Linked DNA regions of Mus musculus: region 2 is linked to region 1. A link is a loop called in an ENCODE intact Hi-C map of the cell type or tissue named here. Cell type or tissue: left cerebral cortex. All regions are shown on one strand. Each heading gives the region's core, and the rest is flanking DNA. Links, peaks and the distances in the headings are about the cores only. Region 1 overlaps Tfeb (transcription factor EB). Region 2 has its middle 10 kb from the start of Trem2.

Region 1 (12,333 bases), core at 1,808-9,807:
TCCATGGTGGGTGTCACCAGCAGCTCCTGCCCTGCCGACCTGACTCAGAAGCGAGAGCTAACAGGTACTCTGCCCTGTACCTTTGGGGTTTCCTCTCTTCCCTTTTTCTTCTCTCCCTTCTTTCTCACCGCCTCTCTGTTTCTCTGGCCTCCAGATGCTGAGAGCAGAGCCCTGGCCAAGGAGCGGCAGAAGAAAGACAATCACAACCTAAGTGAGTGGTGCTGGGCCCTCCTTCAGCTCACCTAGGCTGGGGAGCCAGCCCCTGCCTCATCCCCACCCCAGCCCCTTACCAGCGTCCCTAGCTTGGGACACCCACAGCTCCAAGGCTGTGAACCAACCCCCACTCCTTCCAGGCTTTTTAGGAAAGTGGGAGGGGCTTCTGGAAGCAGCATTCATGAATTTTCCAGGCTATCCGATTGCAGTCTTCAGAGCCTGGGGCACCAGGAGTGAAGGAGGCTGCCCCAGGCAGCTCTCTCCCTAGTAGCTCGACTGGTTTCCTGACCCCGCCCCCTGATTAGATTGCACCCAGACCCTCCTCAGCTTTCAGAGATCTCTCTTTTGTTTTGTTTTGTTTTGTTTTGTTTTGTTTTGTTTTGTTTTGAGAAAGGGTCTCTAAGTAGCCCAGGTTGCCTTGGAACTCAGTTTATAGCCCGGGCTGACCTAGAACTCGCAGAGACCTGCCTCCCAAGCACTGGAATTAAAAGCTTGGCCACCACACCGGTCCTTGGGTGCCTCGTATTTTAAACGGATTTTCTATGGGGTGTCCAGCTTAGGTGGGGGTCCCACCTTTCTAACCGTGCCTTCCGGAATCTTGCTTAAACTGTAGTTGAGAGAAGACGCAGGTTCAACATCAATGACCGGATCAAGGAGCTGGGAATGCTGATCCCCAAGGCCAACGACCTGTGAGCAGACTTCCCTGGGGAGCGAGGGGGGCGAGAGAGGCCAGGGTCCGGGCTGGGCAGCAGCTGTAGGCACCACCAGCTCTCAGTTGCTAAGGGCAGCAGCTGTAGGCACTACCAGCTCTCAGTTGCTAAGGGCAGCAGCTGTAGGCACCACCAGCTCTCAGTTGCTAAGGGCAGCGGCTGTAGGCACTACCAGCTCTCAGTTGCTAAGGGCAGCGGCTGTAGGCACCACCACCTCTCAGTTGCTAAGGGCAGCAGCTGTAGGCACTACCACCTCTCAGTTGTTAAGGGCAGCAGCTGTAGGCACTACCAGCTAATAAGGGTGGTGATGGAGGCAGCATGTTTGAGAAGGTTCCTGCTCCTACTGCGTCAAGACAGCTTCTGTTAGAAAGGAGGTTTTGGGGTGGGTGGGGGGCTTCCTGGAGAAGGGGCCTTACTGGGAAAGTGTATGAAGGGCTATGGACTGATGGAGAGGAGAGAGATGCTGGCCAGGAGAGCTGAAGACAGGAAGATGGGCATGGGGTGGACAGATTGCTTGAGCCCAAGGATTAGTGAGGAGCTGAACATTTGCACAAGGCTAGCTATGGGCAAGGGTGGGGAACACTGGAACTCTGAGCTAAGCCTGCGGTGAGAGGGCCCTGGCCAGGCCTCTGACTGCCCCTGGTTGTGGCCACAGGGACGTGCGCTGGAACAAAGGCACCATCCTCAAGGCCTCTGTGGATTACATCCGGAGGATGCAGAAGGACCTGCAGAAGTCCCGGGAGCTGGAGAACCACTCCCGGCGCCTGGAGATGACTAACAAGCAGCTCTGGCTCCGCATCCAGGTCTGACCCGGACTTTGGACTCCTCGGGTAGCTCTCACTGATCTGATCCGGCTCCCAGGCCCCGGGGCAGGGGATAAACATCTGGAGACCTGGAAATGCCACCCATAGGGAAGAAAGCTGTCTTGGTCATGATAGGATGCCTCAATGAAAAATGAACCCCAGTTCCGTCAAGCAGCATATAGCTGCAGGTTCACTTCTGTGAGACCCTCCCTTATTTTGCAATCCACACTGGAGGTCAGACAGATCTAACACATGAGCTTGTGTGCTCACACACACACACACACACACACACACACACACACACAAACACACAAACAGACACTGTCTCTGTTTCTCTCTGTCTCTCTCTCATTCAAAGACAGGGTTTCTTTGTGTAGCCCTGGCTGTCCTAGAACTAGCTCTGTAGACCTGGCCTCAAAATCACAGAGATTCCCCTCCATACCCAGCTAGGTCTAACTCTCTTAAAACCATGTAACATTGCCGGGTGGTGGTGGCGCACGCCTTTAATCCCAGCACTCGGGAGGCAGAGGCAGGCGGATTTCTGAGTTCGAGGCCAGCCTGGTCTACAGAGTGAGTTCCAGGACAGCCAGGGCTACACAGAGAAACCCTGTCTCTGAAACTATGTAACATAAGTGTTGTCCCACTTAAAAAAAATTTTTTTTTTGAGAGACAGGAGGTTTTTTTGTTGAGCAGACTGGCCTGGAAATTATGGCTCTCTTACATTTGCCCCCCACCCAGTGCTATGATTACAGGTCCATGCCTGACTCTGCAGGTCGATGTTATGGGGCTACAGTCACATATCCTTGGGCAATGCTACACACTGGGCCTAACCTTAAGGAAGCAGGACTAACTACCCTGCCCTGGGTGTCTGGGAGGCAGCACTGGGAATCTCCAGCAGCTGGGCTGACTTAAGAAGTAAGGCCTGAGGGCCAGGACCCTGCCAGAAGTGCAACGCCTATTCCTGGTGGACCATAAGTTTTGTTTTTGTTTTTTGGTTTTTTCAAGACAGGGTTTCTCTGTATAGCACTGGCTCTGTAGACCAGGGAGGCCTTGAACTCAGAAACCTGCCTGCCTCTGCTTCCCAAGTGCTGTGATTAAAGGCGTGCGCCACCACCACCACCACCACCCGGCGGCCCACAGGTTTTAAAATTGGATTGTTCATGATGGGTGATAGAAGTCACTTTTTTTCCACCTACAAAAACTTAGCATTGGCGAATAAGAACTCACCCTTAGTTAAGGAAATGCGTTTTGATGGTTTCCATTCCCACCACCACCACCACCCAGCTCAGTTTAAAATCCTGAGAGGGACCTAGCCAAGGTGTACCATGGTGGCTTCACGAACCGCTGGCCAGCTGTAACTTGCAGCCTGGAGAGCTTGGTCTAAGCTCACACTGCCCTCTGCTCTCTGTTCCTCCAGCTGAGATAGTCACAGGAGATGGGGGCAAGTGGTGCAGTGGGTCACAGGGAGGGAGGGCTAGCCTGGGCTGCTGTCATGTGTATCTCATCCTTCTGTCCATTCCAAACAGGAGCTGGAGATGCAGGCACGCGTGCACGGCCTCCCCACCACCTCGCCGTCGGGTGTGAATATGGCCGAGCTGGCCCAGCAGGTGGTGAAGCAAGAGTTGCCCAGTGAGGATGGCCCAGGGGAGGCGCTGATGCTGGGGCCTGAGGTCCCTGAGCCTGAGCAAATGCCGGCTCTTCCTCCCCAGGCTCCGCTGCCCTCGGCCGCCCAGCCACAGTCTCCGTTCCATCACCTGGACTTCAGCCATGGCCTGAGCTTTGGGGGTGGGGGCGACGAGGGGCCCACAGGTTACCCCGATACCCTGGGGACAGAGCACGGCTCCCCATTCCCCAACCTGTCCAAGAAGGATCTGGACTTAATGCTCCTAGATGACTCCCTGCTCCCCCTGGCCTCTGACCCCCTCTTTTCTACCATGTCTCCTGAGGCCTCCAAGGCCAGCAGCCGCCGGAGCAGCTTCAGCATGGAGGAGGGTGATGTTCTGTGACGCTGGCTGCCCCTGTGCCAAGGAGCAGGGGATGCCTGGAGGCTGGGAGGACCGAGCAGAGCCCTCCCATCCTTCAGGCTGCACTTGGTGTGAAGTAGCCGCCTACCCTGCCTCTCTCCTTCCCCTTGGCTGCTACCCCCACCCTGTTTGGACTTAGTGCCTGCCTGGCAGCTGATGGGGCTGGAGGAGCCCTCCCCCTCGGCTTCGGGCCCCCTCCTCTGGCGGCAGTACTATGACTATGATGGGGAAGAACAGGGGTGAGGCAGAAGAGAAATAAGAAGAAATCCTGCTAGGGGAGCCCCTCTCCTGAGCCTGGGCTCTCCTGTGGAGGACATTTTGGAGAAGGAGGTACAAGTACCTCTGAGGCAGCAGCTGGTCTGGGGGTGCCCGGGCCTGCCTTCCTGGGACTAGATGGCACCCAGCCTGTCGCCCTCAGCCTGAACTCCCCCACAAGTGGGGCATCCACCCCCATTTGGTGCTAACAGCTCTCCCCTGGTGGTATGAGGGTGGGGTGGCCAGAAGAGGAGTCTGGGTTCAGGGTGGCGAGCACCCCCACCCCCAGACCTCCCACTTTGTGCCTTTAGTAAACACTGTGCTTTGTAGTATGTTGTCCTGGCTCTGCGGTGCGTCCTCAGCCCATGACTATGAGGGGCGGGGCGGGGGCCGAGCGGGGAGGGCAGCCCAGTGGACTCCTTCTTGGATTAAGAATTCAATTGCTCCATGAAGGATCTGAAGGAGGTTCTCTTGGATTCAGAGGCCAAAGAAACAACCTTGACAGCGTGGGGCTGAGAGCATTGTCTCACTGAGGCCACATGGTGGCGCTGCAGCCATGCTGGTCTGGACCCACACCTCCAGCTGTGGTCTGAACAGCAGTGGAGGTGGGTGTGTGGCTGGCCGGCGTTCTAGCATGGCCCTCAACATTCTTCCCGGTGTTGGTAGCTACAGACCAGCTGGAGACCAGGCTGTATCCTTATGGCGATAGGAAATGGACCCATTTGGAACAGATGAGAGCACAGGACCCTGGCTGGGAGTCAAAGCTTAGGGTTCACTCCCCTTCCTGGCTGGGTCTATGCCCTAGTGAGGTTCAGGACCCGCTTTGCTCCAGGTTCCTGGATGGGGAAGTAACCTGGGCAGGGTCTCTAGAGGTTCTTAGTTCCTCGGTTTCCAAGACTCTTTAGCCAGGGACCAAAATGGTTTCCCCTCAAAGGGCCCTAAAAGGCCAAAGGAGCCTAATTAAAAAGAATTTAAATTTTTTTCTCCTCTTTGAAGAACAAGAGATCAAATCAATAATTGGAGCAATGAATGTTCAGAGAAAGAAAGGCGGTCAAACGGCGTGGTCAAGACGGCACTAGGCTGCCTGAGCTGAAGGGTTACTATCAAGGTCAGATGGAGGTGTGGTTGACCTTGTAGAGCCTGAGTTAGCCTGGCCATATCTCCTTCCAGTTCCTGGTCTCCATTGCCTGGGATTTACCCTCATGAGACCCACGGGGTAAACCCCAAACTCTGTCTGAGGTCAACTAGAGACTGGGATTTGGGGCTCATGGGGTTTGGGCCAGCACCTCAGGTGTTGTTGGATCTGATATTTCCGTCACCCTGGGGACGTGGGGACGTGGGAAGCTGCCTTCTACTTCCTCACATAACCCGTCAAACACACCCCGAGTTACCCCTGTCACCAAGGCCTGGAGCTTCCTTCCTTTGATTTGTTCACAGCCTGCTGCCTGGGCACTGGGTCAGGACTAGGGTGTGAGTGGGGTTCTGTCCACACGAGGGCGCACAGGCCCAGGCAACAGCGGTCTGAGGAGCCAGCCTGAAGACTGAGTACTCCACACAGCCTGGGTGACTTCCATCCTGCCTGGGGCTGCTGATGTCCACCCTCTGGGGTGAAATCCAAGCCAGGTGCTGCCTCCGGCAGTTCAAGCCACCAAGAAATGTGTATCTGAGACTGGCTGGCCAGACCCTGACCTGCAGTAGCAAGGGAGTCAGGCTGGGGGTTATGACTGCCAGTTAAATAAGGGGACTATGTTCTTCACCCTTAGATGATGAGTGAGCTTGGCAGGACGTCTGCAGGGTAAAATCTCATTCAGACTGATAATGTGTGCTGTAAAGCAGAGATGGTCCCTCCAACCGTTTCCTTCCAATGAGGGAGCCCCCTTTAGGCCTTGGGGACAAACTCTGGTGGGATGAGATCCTAGCAGCCATAGCTTTCTTGGGTCCCATGTGGGAGGACCTGAGGTAGGAGCTGAGCAGGCAGAGCTGGGTCATATACATGACTGCCCATCCCCCGGGCGCCAAGTTCCTATGTCTGTCTGTCTGTCTGCCCACACCAGCTGCTCCCACTTCCCTGGTTGTCAGTTCTGGATTTCTACAGGGACAACTGGGTAAGGGACACTGTGACCTCAGGATGACCTGCTTGACATCTCAGCTCCCACCATTTTTTTTTTCCAAATTGGATTCTTCATTTGCTATTTTGTAGCTTTTAACAAGCTGAAGGTGTGAGACGCTGGTGTACACACAGACAGACACAATTCTAGTCCTAGCTTCAGGAACACCTGTCCCTTGCCCTCTCTCAAGGTCTGTCTCCTCCCCTGCCCTCTGAGCCCTCTGGCCAGCTGGAAAGAGCTCTTTTAACGCCTTTCTGGCTTCCCAGGCCTCCAGACCCATAGTCCGGCCCCTGTCTCCCCTGCTCTCCTCTGAACTCATCTCTTCTTTGCTGCCTTTTCTGAGGGGGACAGTGGAATTATACAATATTTAAGCAGCCAGAGCCAGGTCCTGGAAGATATTATTAATGTAAAAGGGATGGACCGCAAATGCTTTTGGACCTGGTTACAATTAGAGGGTGATTTTTCTAAAGGTCAATGAATTCAGATGATATCCACAGGGGGGAGAGAAATTTAATACCTTTTTAGTGAATTAATTAATTATAATATTATATCGGCTTGGGGTTCTTTTCCAGAGTGATTAAGGCGGTGATCTGTCTTCTGCGAGCTGGCTGCTGTGAGGACCCTGTCACGGGCTTGGTGACTGAGGCCCTTCATTCTCCTCTCAGCCAGCCAGGTAGGGGGCTGGGAGGACGCAGACAGCTCAGAAGGGCTTCTCAGGTGTGGTGATTGGCTCTGTCCTGCTCCTCAGCCTATGTACGCAGTCGGCTCCCTGCTCTTGGTATCAAGCCTCATACCATGTGACTTAGAGGACTCTCCTTTACACTTAGGGAAACTGAGGCCCATGGATTTTTTTTTTTTTTTTTTCGAGACAGGGTTTCTCTGTGTAGCCCTGGCTGTCCTGGAACTCACTTTGTAGACCAGGCTGGCCTCGAACTCAGAAATCCTCCTGCCTCTGCCTCCCAAGTGCTGGGATTAAAGGCATGTGCCACCACCGCCCGGCTGGAGTATCAGATCTTAACTGAGCATGCTAGCCAAGGACAGCCCTGCAGGGCCATCCTATAAACCAAGTAGTCTGGAAAACCAACCCCCAATCGGGGAAGTGCCAGTGTGGCATTTGATCTTCCTGTCAGGAAACTATTATGGGGTGTGGAGTGTGCTCATGGGGCTGCAGGGCATTGCTGTCCCAGGGAGACCAGAGCATGGCCACGTTTGTCCCTGTCTTTAGTCAAACAGCCTTCTAACAAACCTTCATAGGACATCACTTTATTCCTTGGGAGACAGGCTGACAGTCATTCTGGAGCCCCAGCTCGGCTTCTTAGAGAAGTGGAGAGTGGGAGCCTGAGGCTAGAGAGGCATCACCAGGGAAGTGCTGAGCAGTCCCTGAGTGCTGACCCTAGTGTGTGTGATGGTGAGCTGACTGGAGTGCTCCCCCTGGAGGAGGAAGAAGGGAACGCTCCAGGTATGGGACACTTGTAGTGCAGAGAGGTCTAAAAGTGCAGGGGCCAAGTGAGGGCCTGGCCTCATGTGGCACTTAGTCCATGAGGCAGGGGCAGGGCTGCCTTTGCCTACCCAAGTTCCAGATGTGTTGACCGAGACTGCTCCACAAGGCCACAGCATCTGGGTGGAAAGCCAGAAACAACAAAGCCAATGAGACCAGCACTTAATGGTGGGCTCTGCTGCGTGAGAGTCTCTTTGTGCCTCAGTGTCCCCATCTGTTGACGAGATTGCAATATATAACTAATTCAGGCTGCTGTATGAATTAAAATGGGAGTAAGGGGAACTAAACTTTGCTGACACCCTTAGGGGGGATCACTGCCCCCCATTCTCTTTTAGTGGGGGCACCAACGGAAGCTCTACATTAGGCGAGTTCTTTGTTGGGGGAGATCCACTTTTCCCATGACTCAGATCTCTCTTCTGCCTGCCTCTGTCCCTCTCCCTCGGTGCCCTCTGTGGCCTGGCTCCCCCGCAGCCCCTCCCCCTCTGGCTCACATGGCTTGCGGCAGGCCAGGGAGGGCCTTCCCATTGTACTATCTTTGGGCCCTAAATTAAAATTGATGACATCTTGAAGTGAGCACTGAAGGTAATTTTGCTTCAGAGCCGGGGATGCTAATGAGGCCCCTTAATGGTGCAAGTGCTGGGCTGACGGGTCGTGTGTCACACGCAGCAGCTAGGGGGGTAATGGCCGCGGTAAGTGCTGGTAATTACACCCTGTCTTGCTGTATTTTGGCAGGCCTGGTGGGAGAGCAGAGGCTCGATCACCACTGGTGGGGACGCCCCCACCCACCACGGGACTGACAGCCAGGGATACTTCCTGGGCCCAGCCAGGCCCCCTCAGCTCCAGCACCACCTAGACTTGGTGGACATCCTCTGACACACACATGCTGCCCAACCCACAGTCATATCATCGGACACCGCTTAGCCTTGACATTTGTCCCCAGAGCCTGGGCACGTTCCCAGGGCACCCTGCATGTGGAGTCATGCACACGTCTTGCCTGCTACACTCCCTCTAAGCACAAAAAGATCCATGTATAGGCAATTGCAAACCCACACAAAATTGCCCTCTCAGTGTGAATACCCTGAGCACCCACTGTGCTTGCATCTAGGAGCGCTCATCCTCCCAAGCAACTCTCCCCACATCCTCTGTCTGTCTGTCTGTCTCTCTGACACAGTCTACTTTTTAATTTATTTATGGGTTTGCTTATTTTATTTTTTATGTATACTTTTTTTGCCTGAGCGTCCGTCTGCACTATACATGTCTTGTGCCCAAGGAGGTCAGAAGGGGGCAGCAGATCCCCTGGGACTGGAGTCACAGGTGGTTGTGAGCGGCCACATAGGTGCTGGGAATTGAACCTGCATTCTATGGACGAGCACCCAGAGCCTGTCACTGACCCATTTCTCCAGACCTTCACTGTTACATTTGCAATTTTTAATTATGTGTCTGTGTGTCTGTGTCCATATGTGAGTGCAGGTCCAGAAGAGGGCGCTAGAGTGCCGGGAGCTGGAGTTATAGGTAGTTAGGAGCAGCCACATGTGGTGTGGGGAACTGAACTCAAGGTTTTCTACAAGAATAGTTCATACTCTTAACCCATGCTCAGCTCCTAGCATCCACATGGTGGCTGCACCCATCTGTAACTCCATTTCCAGGGGATCAGATTTCATCTTCTGACCTTGGGGTGAGGGGTGGGGGGAGGAGGCACCAGGCACACAGGCAATGCATATGCAGGTGAAACACCCATACACATAAAATAAATAAATCCTTGTTAAAAAGCAAGCAAGAAAAGAGGACCTACCAATAAAACGGGAGAGTTCACAAAGCTCACAGGCTCTTGTCCTGTGGGTATCCTCCTCTCCCACGGTCTACCAGTCACGTGATCACAGTAAGGGTTAAAAGTGCGGACTCCTTTTGACCGCCTGGGATCGGGATCGCTGTCTAGGTCTATCATGTGCAGTCACTCCGCCTCTGCCTCGATTTTCTTGTCTGTAAGATGGGGATGATAAGGGCCTGGCACAACCCTGATAAGTGTGTAGGGAGGCTTGTGTCCTGGCAGAGGGTGCCCTCCAGGATGTGAAGGGAGTAGAAGGTAGAGCCGGGGCACCCTCCTAAGGCTGGGTGATCAGGGAGGGCTTCAAGGGGGAAGCAGGCTTGGGATTGTAACCAGCTTGTCTGTGAACCAGCACCCTCCTATGCTGCTCAGCCGTGTCCTGGTCCCGGGTGGGTAGTCACATCTGAGCAATGGGGACAGCTTAGAGTGTCTGGGAGAGGCCAGATGTAGGGCCACCCATTCCATATGCAGGGCCAATGGTATTCCTGCTGTACCTGCTATGGTCCTATCGGTGCACCCAGGAATCTAAACGGGCCTAGGGAGGCCACATATCTGCTGGCTGTGTCTCACAGGAGGAGGTGATATCCTGGTGAAATGTCTCAGAGAATACTCAGAGGTCATCGGTGAAGGAAGTCAGGATAGGAACGCAAGCAGGGCAGGCTCCTGGAGCTGACGCAGGGGCCATGCAGGAGAGCTGCTTACTGGCCTGTTCCTCACACACTGCTCAGCTAACTTTTCTCTCTTCCTTTGTCCTCCCTCCCCCCCCACCTCTCTCTCTCTCTCTCTCTCTCTCTCTCTCTCTCTCACTGTGTTGTCCTGGTTGGCTGGCTTGGAACTCACTATGTAGACCAGGCTGGCCTTGAACACAGAGAGCCAGCTGCCTTTTCCTCCGAAGTGTGCCAGCATGCCCAGCTGAAATTTTGTACTACCCAGGACCACCTGTCCAGAGGTGGCATGGTACACTGTGGGCTGCCCCCCCCCATCATTCATCCATCAGGAAAATGCCCCACAGACTTGCCCACAGGCCAAGCTACAGACACATTTTCTCAAGTGAGGCTTCATCTTCCCAGATGACCCTAGCTTGTGTCGAGTTGACTTAAAAACTAACCAGCATAGGCGAATACAGATCGTTTTCTTTCTCTTTTGTTTTTATATTTTCCTTACTTCCTGTTGTTGTTGTTTTGAGACAAGGTCTCTATGTAGCCTTTGCTGTTCCAGAACTCAGTATGTAGACCAGGTTAGCCTCAAACTCATAGCTTCATCTGCCTCTGCCTACCGATTGCTAGGATTAAAGGCAAAGCTACCACACAAAACTATGAGTACCAGTCTTTAAGTTGCTAGTTCAGGAAGAGATCAAAAGTCAAAGTTACAAATCTGTTTTTTTATTTATTTTATTTTATTTATTTATTTATTTATTTATTTATTTTACTGCATATGATTCTTTTTGAGTCACCTTGAAGTTAAAAACACACATGCAAACAACAGAAACCTACGGATGGGACCAGAGGAGGTGGCACTCATCTGGAATCCTAGCTCTTGGGGGATAAAGGCAAAGAGAGCAGAAATACAAGTCCATTCTTGGCTATTAGCCTAATAAACATGAAATTTTGTCTCTTAAAAAAAATGCTGGGCATGGTGGCATATGCCTTTAATTCCAGCACCTGGGTGGCAAGGGAAGGTGGATCTCGGTGAGTTCGAGGCCACCTTGGTCTACCAAGAAAGAGTTCTAGGATAGCCAGGGTCACACAGAGCAACTCTATCTCAAAAAGCAAAACAAAACAAAACAAAAAAGTCAAAAGAGGGGCTGGGATGTGGCTCTGTTGCATACATGAGTCCTGAAGTCCTAGGTTCGATCTCTAGCACCAAACAAACAGGGAATGGGGGACCACATCTGTGATTCTAGTATTTGGGAAGTATAGGTAGGAGTATCAGGAGTTCAAGGTTATCCCTGGCTACCTGAGGCCTTGAGGTCAGCTCAGGCTACAGGAGAATCTGTGATCACCTGGGAGGCATATGTGTTTGCATTGGTAAAGGGCACTGGATCCAGACTCCAACAGTGAGACCGACCACTTCCAGATATCCTCTGGGGTGGGGCGAGACTGGGGTGGGCTACTGCTTTCAGTGGGCAGAGGGCCTGGGAAAGGGGAGGGGGGGAGGGCTGCTTTCTAATGAAAAATTAGTGTCTGCTGTGCTTCTAATCATGTGGTTCCATGTAATTAAGAAGCTAATTAGTGCCGTGTCAATTCAGGTTTAATTAGTCCCCTCTTCAGAGAAGTCAGGAAGACCCTCATGCTAAGAGCTTCTGGAATAAAAATGTGGGCGTGGCATGGTAGGTGAAAGGGAAGACGTCAGGTATGGGGTGGGGGGAGCCTCACTTCCTCCTAGGATCAGTGACTTGGGTCTCCTTTATACCGTCCCTCAGTGACCTTGGCCATGGAGACACTGGAGCCATCTGAGGCTCTCTCCACCCTCCAGCATCTGTGAGGACACTCTACTAAGTGTCCTTATGTTACCGTTCCCCTTTTCGGATTCACCCTGGAACCCATAGTTCACACCCCATTCTTTAAACTTGCTTTGTGATAAGCATTGGGTACTTTCCCAAAAATGGTGGGGGAATAGGTACCCAGAAAGCTTAAGGAATCCACTCAAGGTCACACGTCCAGTTCCGTGGGGGCACCCAGCCTGCCAGACCCCAAGCCCTGTGTGACCGAGGAAGCAAAGCTTGACCCTCACAGTAGGAGCCAGCTGCACCCTCCAGCGCTCACATCTTGCTGTTTCTCTGTGCACTGGCTGGGTTTGTGTGTCAACTTGACACAGGCTGGAGTTATCACAGAGCCTCCCTTGAGGAAATGCCTCCATGAGATCCAGCTGTAAGGCATTTTCTCAATTAGTGATCA
Region 2 (12,333 bases), core at 1,919-9,918, 540 kb after region 1:
GAGAGGGGAGAAGGGGGTGGGGAGGAAGGGAGAGGGAGAGGGGGAAGGAGGAGGAGAGGAGGAGGAGGGAGGAGGAGGGAGGTGACGAGGGGGAGGGAGGGGGAGAGGGGGAGGGGAAGGGAGGGGGAAGGAGGGGGAGGGGTGGGGGAGGGGGAGAGAGCAAATGAATGAGATCCCAGGCCACCTCCTGACATGGTGCCTCTCATCTCTTTGATCAGATTTTGGTGCCACCCTGACAGCAGGGACCAGCTTCTCTAGTTGAGTCTTCTGATTAAAATATAATTTAGAAGGACCAGCAGAGGTTTAATATCATGAGATAGGATCTGGACAGGGTTTTAGACAGATGAAGATGGCAAAAATCTTTATTATTCTAAATAAAAGATTTAAGAAAGACCTAAAGACTTAGGCCACAGCCATAGGCACAAAGATACATGGTGAAACACACAAATCCAACTGAAGTCTGTCACTGTGCCTAGCAAGATTCTCCCTCCACCCGCTGCGTTACTTCCTTGTTATTCTTGTTATTATTTTTATGGGGAAAAAAGAGGGGGACTTTTTCCAGAAGACTTTGCTGGAATGTTACATGAAATGATTTCTAGGTAGCCTCAGATATCAACAAACATGTGTGCAGTTTTCATCAGGAAAAGAGCCAATGGCTATCTGAGAAAGTCCTCCTAGAAGCAGGCTCCTAAGCTACGGAACCTGATGAACACGGCTAAATGAGGCTCTGAAGCCAACCAGAAGGAAGATGGCATATAACAGACCAAACCGAAAGCAGCAGAGAGGACAAATGACGATTTAAACGTTTCTTCTTAAATGTCCTCACATTCATTGCATCTGCATTTCTCAAACCAGAGATGCTGTGTCATTTGAAATAAGCAAAAGGTCTTCTAGTAAGTTTGCCAATCCTAGTTTACACTTTACATAGAGAAGTAAGCCTAAAAGAATCCCATTAAATTCTGCTCTCTCGGGAAGCTCTAGCACAAAGACAGCATCTTAAAGCCTGTCTTGCCTCGAAACGAAGACGCTGACTTTGGTGACAGACACCAACTTGTTGCTGGGTCTGCAGGACTATAAGAGAGGATGAAAGCCCAGATAATCCCTGTGTGGAGTGCTGGTGTGCTGGCTATAGGTAGCAAGCTATGCATCGCTAAAGACTGGCTCTTACTGCTGGATGTAGCTGAAGTATCAATGGCTACTGCATTTCCAGTTAAATTCTACTGGGCCTACAGCACACCCAGTGTAGACCATGCACTACAAGTTTGGTGTTTCTACGGGATACTGTTGAAACGAAAATGCTAATCAATTTAGGATTAAGTTTGAGTCCTAATCTTATAAAAAAAATCATGAACTTGCTATACAAAAGAAAATTAACACATTAAGTTTGGTAGTCAGTCACATTATAAACGACAAACTTCTTCAATTTGTAGAGAACTGTAGTCATGCAGGATGCATGACTTACTTATAGGAATAAGCCTTATCTAGACTTCCAGGTATGTTTTCAGGGTTAAGCCTAAAGCAAATAACTAAAAACAAGTAAAGTTTATTTAAAATCTGGTATACTTAGTAGACTGCACTCAAAACCTCTCAGAGATCTGCTGAATACAACATTTAAAATGTTTAATGGGCAAAGCTTCATATAATAGATAGAAATGCCAGATCCTAGCCACAATCCTAAGGTCTCTAAAGAAGATAGTTGGGGACATACAGGTAACAGTAAGTCTCTGTCATTTTATTGATATAGAGGCCGTTAGGATTATACTCCCCACTATAGTTTATCCTTCTTAATTTCTAGTAATTTTAGATCTTCTTAGATCTCTGATGCTGTTGGCAGCTAAGTGTTCTTCACGGAACAACAGCTGCCTGGTGTCTGCATTTCTAGAATATAAGAATCTAGCCTTTCTAGAGCCATTGGGTCTCCTGATGAGAAAGGCAAATTCAACAGAGAGGTTGGCCTGACTAACAGGCTTCACGGAAAAGGATAGACAGGTTTCCGATGAAACTCTTTACCATTCCTCTATTTAAAGGACCTTGCAGTAACCAACCACCTGTGTACCCTGGGAAATGGTTGGAATAAAAACGGTTTTAAATTTATGTAAATTCTGAGGGTCTAAGAAAACTCTTCTAAAGTAATGCAAGTTACATAAAGTTCTGAGGATAGGAAAACTTAAATGAATTATGAAGTTCTAACAATGATTTAAGATACAAATGTGTTACTCTCTGCTGTGGTCACACTACGGTTTCAAAGGCTCAGAGTTTTAGCATTGATCAATGGAGTTCTGATAATGTGGCAAAGCACTGACCACTGTTATCAGTCACAAGCTCAAGACTTTAATTACCTTGGATTGTCTTCTAAATATAGATTTGAAGGTATTTCTCATCATTTAAGAAAACATTTCTGTCCTATCTATATCCAGTCCTCTGGGCATAGAAAAAATGTTCACACTTTTTAACCCCAAACGAAAACTTTTGTTATGACTCAAAGCCACAAGTCTACCACAGACAACCTGTTAGCTGCTCTTTCTACAATGTGGATTTCAGTATGAATTGCAAACAATGGTAATGCTAATGTTACTAAAACTTTTATCTTTTTTTAGTTAAAGATTCATATATGCTTCAGGGAATCCCCAACTTGCTTCCACCGGTCACAGAGCAATTGGAGACCAGATAAATATTTCTGCCTGATGCCTATGCCAAAAGGAAAATCTCCAAATGTAAGATCCAAGTTCCTTAACTTTCTTTTCTATCCCTAGTCTATATCTGTGCCTGTGGAGTTCCGCTCAGCTGATAAACAGCATCCAGAAATCAGCTATGAACTACCAACTGACCCAAGGGTGAGCTACATCTTAGCCCTACAAAACTGGAAAGCACTTCACTTGCTGATAAGGAATGTGAGCCATTCCATCTGATGTGATTGTTCCCTGTTGTCTTTGGCTGGGACAGTGAGCCTGATGCTTCGGATGAAAACCTCTTTGCCCTACCCCCTTTCTGGGCTTTGCCTAATGAGTCAGCCTTCCTGGGCCCTGATGATGGCGTTCTAACTTCAGCAGGAAGTAGTTAAGAGAATGCATTGCCCCTTATCCTCAACGGAGGCTAGAATGTCAGATCTAAAGGCAACTTCTTCGCAAGGGGAACAAAATGACTATATGTATTGGCATACCGGGCTCTCTCATTGTTAAAAAAAAAAAAAAAAAAAAAAAAAAAAGGTACCTGTTGAAACCAAATAGAGCAAGGTCTATCAACAGCTAGATTCATTAGCTAAAATAGTTCTACAATATGTTAAGGTACTTGGCCTACTCTATACAAAGAGCAAAGAAGAGGACTTTAAGAAAAATGTATTCTTTCTATGCTAACCTCTTGCGCGCTTCCGACTCACCAGCAAGAACTACGCTGCAACAGGATCCTGCTGCACACGTTTATTGGGAGAGCTTGATTGCAGAGGCAAAGAGACCCCGAGCCCAGAACTGGTGCTGCTTATATAGGCATAGGAGAGGCGTGTCTCACATCCAGATTGGTTATGCACTAAGCCTCATTTGCATGTTCCTCATCTGATTGGTTATTCTCTCTCAGTACCTCACCGAACATCATTAACATACCTCATTTGCGTGTCTCACATCTGATTGGTTATACTCTCAAAACCTCATTATCATGCCTGGGTCAGGCAGTGTCTTGGCAAAAAACTTTACTGCATATGTACACATTGGTTGTTTGCCCAAACTTATGCGTGGTGTCCAGCAGTAGCCTGCGCCACCCTGCAACGACACATGTGGCTTCCCACACTAACCAATCAGACCAAATTAGAGACCCTAGCTATGATACAAATTTTGTCTCTTGCCAAATAGAAAATGCTAGTATAGAGAGTTGGCCTGGTGCTGCTAACATACTCAAATGCTAAACACCAGTCCCCAAGATCTGGGTGCCATCTCAATGAGCAAATTCTCTCGTACACCAAATAATGTTGTATAAACTTTGCTCGCCAATCTTCTCTGAGTGGTTAAATAAAAATGGCCACAGCCGATTACTAGGGAGAATGAAGGTAGGTGGTGATTTCCTTAACAGGCTGGAGGCTGCAGGCAAGGACCATGAGAGAGAAGAGGGAGGAGAAAAAGGAAGAGAGGAGGAGGCTGCTGTAAATGGAGATGAGCCATGAGAAGAGCATCCTGAGGACCAGCTGATGGAGCAGGAAGGCAGCCCAGGGAGACTCAAACAGCAAGTAACTTGGGGAGCGCAGCTGGGAATTAACCAGTCAAGTGTATAAAAATAGATTAGGGATAAGCACCTAGTCATTGTGTTAAGCTGATTAAATACATTGATAGTACTCACTCTCAATTATTGGGGGTCTGGCTGTGTCATGTTAAGAATAGAGCTAATTAATAACCATTTTCAACAAAAGCTAAGACACTTGCTGTCTGCTGGCATTATTAGCCATACAACAGACATAAATGGCCGTTCCCTATTAAGAATTTGAAAGGGACACATAAGACCCAAGAGGATGATGGGCCATTCTGACTCCACTTTAAGATTAAAAGCCATCTTATTATAAAGTCACTCCTATTTTCTGTAAAACCTGGATTTAACCAGGTCTTAACCCATCTTCTGGAATTTGACATGTTCCGCACCCTGTACCCTGACCTCCATCCTGATAAGATGTTCTACCAAATAATTTTTAGATGTTCAGCCAAGTTTCTACTAAAATTCCTCTGGAAATCTTCCCAACCCTTAGACCTCTTCTAGTCTTGCAGGTTTTGGGGGGCTATAGAAGCCCTACTTTTTCATATGTTCAATACTATTTCCACAAACCCCACTTTAGGGAGATGGCCCTGACAGAAAATCAAGCTTGCTGAATTTGACCAAAGACTCTGGGTAATCTTGTTTGGTGGGATTAACAACTCACATTCGTTTTTAAACACAGTTACTGCAATAGTTGGTGCAAGAGTCCATGTGGGGGTTATACTTGGAGTGGGAGGGGGCTCTGAGGAGAAGACCTGATCTGTCACCACCCAATGGAGGACAGAGGTGAAGCCACAGGGAGGTGCAGAGGCTCGGGGCTGTTATGAAGCAAGAGGCAGAGGAGTGATGTCCGTTTCTTTGGGACATGGATGCTGAGGAGAAGGACTTGAGAAACACAGCAGTGGTGTTCTGGTTAGCGGTCCATTACAGTGATAAACACCATGACCAAGAGTCCTTTGGGGAAGAAGGGATTTATTTGGCTTTCACGTCCTCATCAAGAGCCATTAACGATGGAAGTCAGGGAAGGAACCTGAAGGCAGGAACTGAAACAGAAACTATGGAGGAATCCTGGTTACCACCCACTCTGCTCCCCAACGGATAGAAGGAGACCACCTACCCAGGTACCACCCTCAATGAGCTGTGGCCTCCCCATATCAATCATGAATCGGGAAAATGCCCCACTGTGTTGCCGACAGGCCAATCCTATGGTAACATTATCCCAATTAATTTTCCTCTTCCCAGATGGTCTTAGAGCTTCTGTCAAGTTAACAAACCGCTAACCAGCACAGGGATGTAACCTCTGATGAGAAGTCTGGTGGCCAGTCTTGGAAAGACACTAAATCTTGAAGGAGCTGGGAAAGATTCTGCCCCCAAAGAGAGATCAGTGTGAGGGTGGTTTGGTGACCCTAAGCAAGTAGCCTGAGAAGTTCTGGTCCTTTGGTTGAGTTAATGAGAGGAGAGAATTTGAAAGAGGCAGAAGCTCCCACAGACATGGGAGTCACATTGTTGTTGAGCTGTAGGTGAGCTAGCTGTGGTAACACACCACCCGGACACGAGCTTGCTTCTCATCCCAGCTCCAGTGTCAGTTACCAAGGAGGCTCTGCTCCACACAGACATCCAGGCACCCACGTTCTTTCCCACAAGGGTGTCTGTCACCTTGAGAAACTAGAGCATCTGGGGGGACCGTCTCCATCCAGGTGAAGAAAGGGAGAGGACATGGGGGATTGAATCAGAGGTCTGTGGGCCAGGTCTGCAGCCAGTAAACTTCATTTCTTGTAAAACACAGTATATAGCCAGCTCTGGTTGCACAAGAATTTAAAAGATGTAGGCTACCCGGGCGGTAGTGACACACGCCTTTAATCCCAGCACTTGGGAGGCAGAGGCAGGCGGATTTCTGAGTTCGAGGCCAGCTTGGTCTACAGAGTGAGTTCCAGGACAGTCAAGGCTACACAGAGAAACCCTGTCTCGAAAAACCAAAAAAAAAAAAAAAAAAAAAAAAAAAAAAAGATGTAGGCTAGCCTTTTTTCTTCTTCTTCTTCTTCTTTTTTTAGGACATTAAACAAGCTGAGTGTGGGGGACCACGCCTGTAATCCCAGCACTCTGGAGGCAGAAGCAAGAGGGTCTCTGTGAGTTCTAGGACAGCCTGGGCTACACGGAAAGACTGTGTTAAACAAACACAAAAGAAACCCAAAGAGAGGTTTTATCCTAAGTATTGACAGCACTCATGTGTGCTGGGGGTGTTGGCTTCTTCGTAAGTGTTCTCATAACTTGAGTTATAATTTCTACACACGGGTCTTCAAATTTTAATTTTTCTTAGTTGCTGCTTTAAAATCTCCCCTTAAAAAGACTTAAATTGAATCTTTAATTGAGTCTCAATTTCCAGCAACCAATTTAAGAATGATTCTTGCTTGCTTTTCAAATTCAGAAGCAAATGATAATTTTAGGGTAGATGTTCCATAACTTTAAAAATAGCTTTAGGAACATTTGGGGGTTAACAGAGGTCAGTCTGGCCTTGGCTCTGGCTTTATCTCTTGCCACTAAGAGGGCTGTGACCCAGCATAGACAGGACAACGTAGGGAAACAGCGCCACCGTGCGGAGAGTCTACTGAGGCTGGCCGTGAAACCTGGTTCTGGTCTTTATGTTCAGTAAAGCAGAGATTCTCTAATAACCCTTTTCTGTGAAGGCATTAATGCCTCCATCAGGACAGAAAGAGCCTTTAGGCGGCAGAGCATCCTTGTCTTCCAGCTCTGCCACCTCCAAGGACCCCTACATGTTCATCCATTGAGAAGCTCTCTGAACTCTGTCTCATCACAGAAGCTTCACCATCACCAGGACACAATGACATCATTGGCCATGGTTGACTACTTATCTTCAGCCCCTATCCTTCCCTGAAATTTGAAAGTAGACCTGAAATTCTCAGCCCTCTTAGCCTGGTTCTCCCCCGGCAACTAGCCCCCATCTTGACGCTAGCTCAGAGCCCACCAAGGGGCTCCTACCACTTAGGAAATGTAGGTGTTCCTGTCAGCTGTTCCCCATTCAGACAACTACAGCTATCTCAGGAGATCAAAGTCAGGAATCCAGAGTGAAAAACCCCAAATGGAACAAAGTACTCACATCTACAAGGACATTAGGGATTCTGTCTCAAGAACCTGATCTAGAGACCAAATACGAATTTTTATTACATCATAGCGTCACAAAAACACTCACAAAAGAGAGGCAGAGAGGGGGAGAATATGCAGGAGAAAGATTAAGAAGCAGGGGAGGGAGAGGAGGGGGAGAGAGAGAAGGGAGAGAGGGGGAGAATATGCAGGGCAAGAGTAAAAAGCAGAGGAAAGGGAGGACGGGAAGGGAGAATGAGGAAGAAGGCGGGCAGGAGGCAAAGAAACACATGAACTGAGTACCAACTTTGCATAGTCGTTTGTCTGCTTCCTCGGGTGTAATATGCCCTAAGAATAAAGCAGCGCTTAAAGTGATAACAGCGTCAGAGAGCACAGTGTTGGCAGGGGCATTGCTGCCACTATCCTGTGACTTTTGTACCACCTATGTGACACAAAGCAAATGAGTTGTTATTTGAGCCTCTAACACTACTGTTTGGAGGTAAGGTTCTCTGGGTGGGAGAAAGACAAAGACACATGATGAAGGTGGTAACTCCATCTGAATTTCCATAGAACTCCATAGAATTTTTTTCTATGAATTACTTTATTATTATGGGGGGGTCACAGTTGACATAATCTGGACATAGAGAGAGATCAGGTGACAGCTTTGTGGCATTGGTTCTTTCTATCTACCTTTATGGGGGTTCTAAGGATTAAACTCAAGTTCTCAGGCTTGGGCATCAAGAGCCTTCACCCCTGCTGAATCATCTCAAGGGTCCTCATCTTAGTTTTCTATTGAAAGTGTCTAACAAACAATTAGTCAATGTAATCCTGTAATCCCAGTAGTAGGGATGTGGAAGGCAGAAGGATCAGGAGATCACAGTTATCCTAAGATATAATTCAAGTTTAAGGTTAGCCTGGTCTATATAAGGTGCCATCTTGAAAAAATAAAGGATTGAAGAGTTCTTGCCTCTACCCACTAAAAAAAGCCCAGAATTAGTGACTAGCCCAGTAGCAACGAGGCCCCATAGTATCCAGATTGTGGTCATCATAGTTTCATTTCTGTCGCTGTGATAAAAGGTACTAACAAAAGCAGCTTTAGGAGGGAAAACAACAACAACAACAACAACAAACCATTTATTCAGCCTACAATTCCAGGTTACAGTCTGCTGTCACAGAGAAGCGAAGGTAGGAACCTGAAGCAGCTAGTCACATTCAGGGTCAAAGGCACAGAGAGAATAAATAAATGCATGCTTCTTGTGTTCAGCCACCTCTCTTCACTCATCTAGTCCAGGATCCCCTACCTAGGGAATGGTGCCACCCATGGTGGGCTGGGTCTTCCTACATCAGTTAACACAGTGAAGATCATAACTCATACACTCTTCTACTGGCATGCCCACAACCGACCTGATCTAGACAACCCCTGACTGAGACTGTCTTCTCAGGTGATCCTTGGCTGTACTAAATTAATGATTGTTGCAGGATATTTGATCACACTGAGAACTCTGAGATTGTGTTAACTGAAAACAAACAAACAAACAAACCTGTTTTTAATTGTAGCATGGCTCAGCCTTTAATCACACCTTTAATCCCTCTGGCTAGAATACAGACATGTCTTTAGTATACACTTTTAATCCCAAACAGTAAAGGTAAAATTAGTTTGTAGTTGGAAGCACCCATGTTGCAAGTGATGTCTAATTGAGTGGCAGAGAAAGTGAAAAGTCAGAGAAAGATTCAACAGAATAGAATCTGCCCAATTCTCCCAAGAAGAGAGAGGAACGGGAAGCTACTTGAGGGGCAATGTAGAGAGAGAGCAAAGGCAGTTTTATTGGGAGAGTTTTATAAAGACAGGTTGCAGAGAGAACAAGCTTGACACAGATGAAGACAGAACGAGACAGAGAATGAGAAGGAGCCAGAAGGTTAGGACATATTGCTAGAGTTAGTTCAAGGCCAAGCAGAGCAAAAAGCCAGAGGCCAAGAGAGAAGTCAGAGTGAATCAGTCAACTTGGAGTGGAGTTTGAACCAGAACGGCTAGCTGAGTTGAGCAGCCAGCCAGAGTTCAGAAAGAGCTAGAAAGGATGCACTTATTTAGCAGTAAGTCTCAGAGGCTGAAAACCTTCTAGGCCTAGATAAGATTGTATAGAGATTTGAAGCTTCCAGGACTAGGCCTAGGTTAGCAGACAGAGGTAGTAAGCCTCCAAGAAGACAATCACACCAGAAGAATAAAATATACTTTTACAGATGATCACATACACTGCAGTGTTCTTGAAATACATTTTAAAAAAATTTTTGGGTCAGGTTCTCCCTACATATCCCAGGCTGTCCTTCAAAGCAATCTTCTTGCCTTGACTTTACAACTGTTGGGATCACAGGCCTCTGCAATGACAAATGATAATGCTAACTGTCAACTTGACCGACTCTAGGATTGCCTGAGAGATGAGCCTTGGAACCTGGCTGACGGAGAATATCCTAATTACATTTACAGGACCATCCCGAAAACAGGCAAAGGGAGTTGAGCACCAGAAAACATGGATTGTCTTTCTCTGCTCCTTGACTATGGTTGTGATGATGTAATGCTCAAGCCTCGGATGTCATGGCTTCCCACCATGATGCACTGTAAGCTGGGATGGCAAGCCAAATGCATCATCTCATTTTAAAGCCACTTTCGTCTGAGTATTTTATCACAGCCATGGGAGAAGAAACAAAGACACAGGCCTGGCATTAAAATACTCATTTTCACTAAAAATAGCAACAGCGTTGCCTGAAATGGACTGAGCCAAGTCTAAATAAGAAGTGAAGAAGCCAGGCCTGAGACATCTTGTCATGCCATGTGGCTAGGAAGATGGTGGGCTTAAATCAACTGGAAGGACTCAGTAACTAGCCAGGGGTCAAAGACTGAGTGATTCCCATGGCAACAAAAACAACAACTACAGTGCCTGGAGAGGTGGTGCCTTTGATCCCAGCACTTGAGAGACAGGCAGGCAGATCTGTTTGAGTTTGCTGTCAGCAAATTTATGCATCTTAAAGTTAAGCTGTTTCAAATGTAAATGTATCAAATGTATCAATCTATTTAATGTATCAAGTCTATTTAAGTACATCGAATCTTAAATGCATCAAATCTATTTACCTCGTTTCTTTATACCTAAAACATTACTGGTAACCAGAGTTGCCAATAAAACAGTACACTTGTGTAAAAACCAAACACAACCAATCAACAACAAAACAGTTTATAAATGAGAGAATGAAGCACTCCTGCTTTTTATTTTGAGATGGCTGCTCTGTGCCTCATCCTCCCCAGTGGTGAGATCACGGGTGTGCAGTGGTGGGGTCAGAGGTGTGCAGTGCACCATGTGTCCCCAATGGTGGGATCACAGGTGTGCAGCACAGACTGCTCTTCACCTTTTTTTTGTCACTTAAAAATTACTTATTATTAAAATTACTTAACTATTAATACACACATTGATGTGTATGTGTGTGATGTGTGGGCATACATGTGATGTCAGAGGGCAACTCTGTGTCTCCTTGCTCCCTTGGGTGGGCCCCAAGGAATGAACTTGGGTCATCTGGTTTGAACAGCAGCTGCCTTAACCACTGAGCCATCTCACCCACCCCTCATCTCCTGCTTTTCTGAGCAAGTGTGTCTCACAGAAGTGTTGGGTGACCTGTGAAGAAGGGACATTCACCTCTCTTGTGGATTTGGTCTAACACTTTCATTACGTTATTTGGGTTCCCAAAATTGCACAAGAATCTGAATGTAAGATGCTGAGAGCCCCTGCCCCCAGTTGGTTCTGATTTGAAAATAAAGTTACCAGCGGCCAATGGCTGGGCAGGGAAACAGAGGCAGGACTTTAGGAATCAGAGGCAAGGGGACCAAGGAGAAAGGAGAATCACCATGCTGGGAAAGGAATAAGATCCAGGCTTGAGAGCTGCAGAAGAGAGAGCACACCAATCATGTAAGAGCCTAGGGAAAATGGCCCCAGGACTCCCTCCACCCACTCCCCCGTTTGGTCTAGGGTAACAAAGATGGACTATAGATTTTAGGAAGTAATAACTTAGGAGTATTGGAGGGGAGGCATTAGCAACGTGGAAGTCTGGGAGTAGCTCAGTCATTGAACTGTTTAAGGCATATTAAATAGAAGGCTGTGTGTGTGTGTGTGTGTGTGTGTGTGTGTGTGTGTGTGTCTTTCATTCAGGAATCCAGAGCACTGGGGCCGGTAGCGAGGAACTCATTTGAGTAGCTTTAGTCAACTACAGCAACACACCTTCACAGCCCCTAATGAATTAAGCAAAAACTGCTACTGTCACACACACACACACACACAAAAAAAAAACCAACAAAAAAAAAAAACCTGCCCCTTGGCTGAGGCCCCTGGGACCCTAGCACCATTTATGACTATTTACAAAGCTTCTCCTCACAGCTAAGTCAACTTAAGGAAATGTAGAGGCCAGAGGAGAAAAGGAAGCAACACTGGGGTGAATCAGCAGGCTACACACTGTAGACAACCCTGCAAGATAAAAACTATCTGGTTTCCTTAGCAAATAAAATACAAGGGAAGATTAAAGAAAAAAAAAGAACTAGTGGGAACTAGAGATTAAAAATAGGGACAGAGGAGCTGTCCTTGCCAACCGTGTGGGCCAACTAGTTTGTATCCGTTTTCTTAAACCTATAAAATGCATAATACATTGTGGGGGGCTGGGAGATGGCTCTGTCAGAAAGTACTTCCTTTGCAAGCGAGAGGACCTGAGTTCACTCTCCAGAGCCCACATAAAGAGCCAGGTGAGGCCCACCATGTGTTTTCTTTGGTTGGTGGCTTAATCCCAGGGAGTTCTGGGGGTTAGTTCATATTGTTGATTCTAGCTGCATATGTAGCAAAGAATGGCCTAGTCTAGTCTGTCATCAATGGGAGGAGAAGCCCTTGATCCTGTGAAGGTTCTATGCCCCAATATAGGGGAATGCCAGGGCCATGAAGCAGCAGTGGGTGGGTTGGGGAGCGGGGGGAAGAGGGA

What was found. Hi-C counts contacts between places; a loop is a spot of excess contacts. Peaks named below come from ENCODE experiments on the same cell type or tissue, not always from the same donor. Only the 100,000 strongest peaks of a DNase experiment are listed, where the experiment ranks them.
Region 2: it touches region 1 in a loop (3-fold over the local background); 5 of 42 quality-filtered maps call a loop at or near these places.

Annotation. Positions count from the first base shown.
Region 1 is chr17:47,788,083-47,800,415 of GRCm38, forward strand. It overlaps Tfeb (transcription factor EB), which reads left to right. Exons shown (of 8, transcript NM_011549.3): 4 at 1-64; 5 at 155-211; 6 at 827-902; 7 at 1,579-1,726; 8 at 3,253-4,334. The coding sequence ends at 3,732. Among named protein-coding and RNA genes, the nearest start is that of Tfeb, 8.5 kb to the left of the region's middle. In left cerebral cortex, for the core only: CTCF peaks have their summits at 4,543 (motif pointing right), 5,497 (motif pointing right), 7,561 (motif pointing left) and 9,072 (motif pointing right); DNase peaks (open chromatin) are centred at 4,584, 5,493 and 7,525.
Region 2 is chr17:48,330,248-48,342,580 of GRCm38, forward strand. No RefSeq gene overlaps it. Among named protein-coding and RNA genes, the nearest start is that of Trem2, 10 kb to the right of the region's middle. In left cerebral cortex, for the core only: a CTCF peak has its summit at 6,820; DNase peaks (open chromatin) are centred at 4,125 and 6,818; H3K27ac peaks cover 209 bases.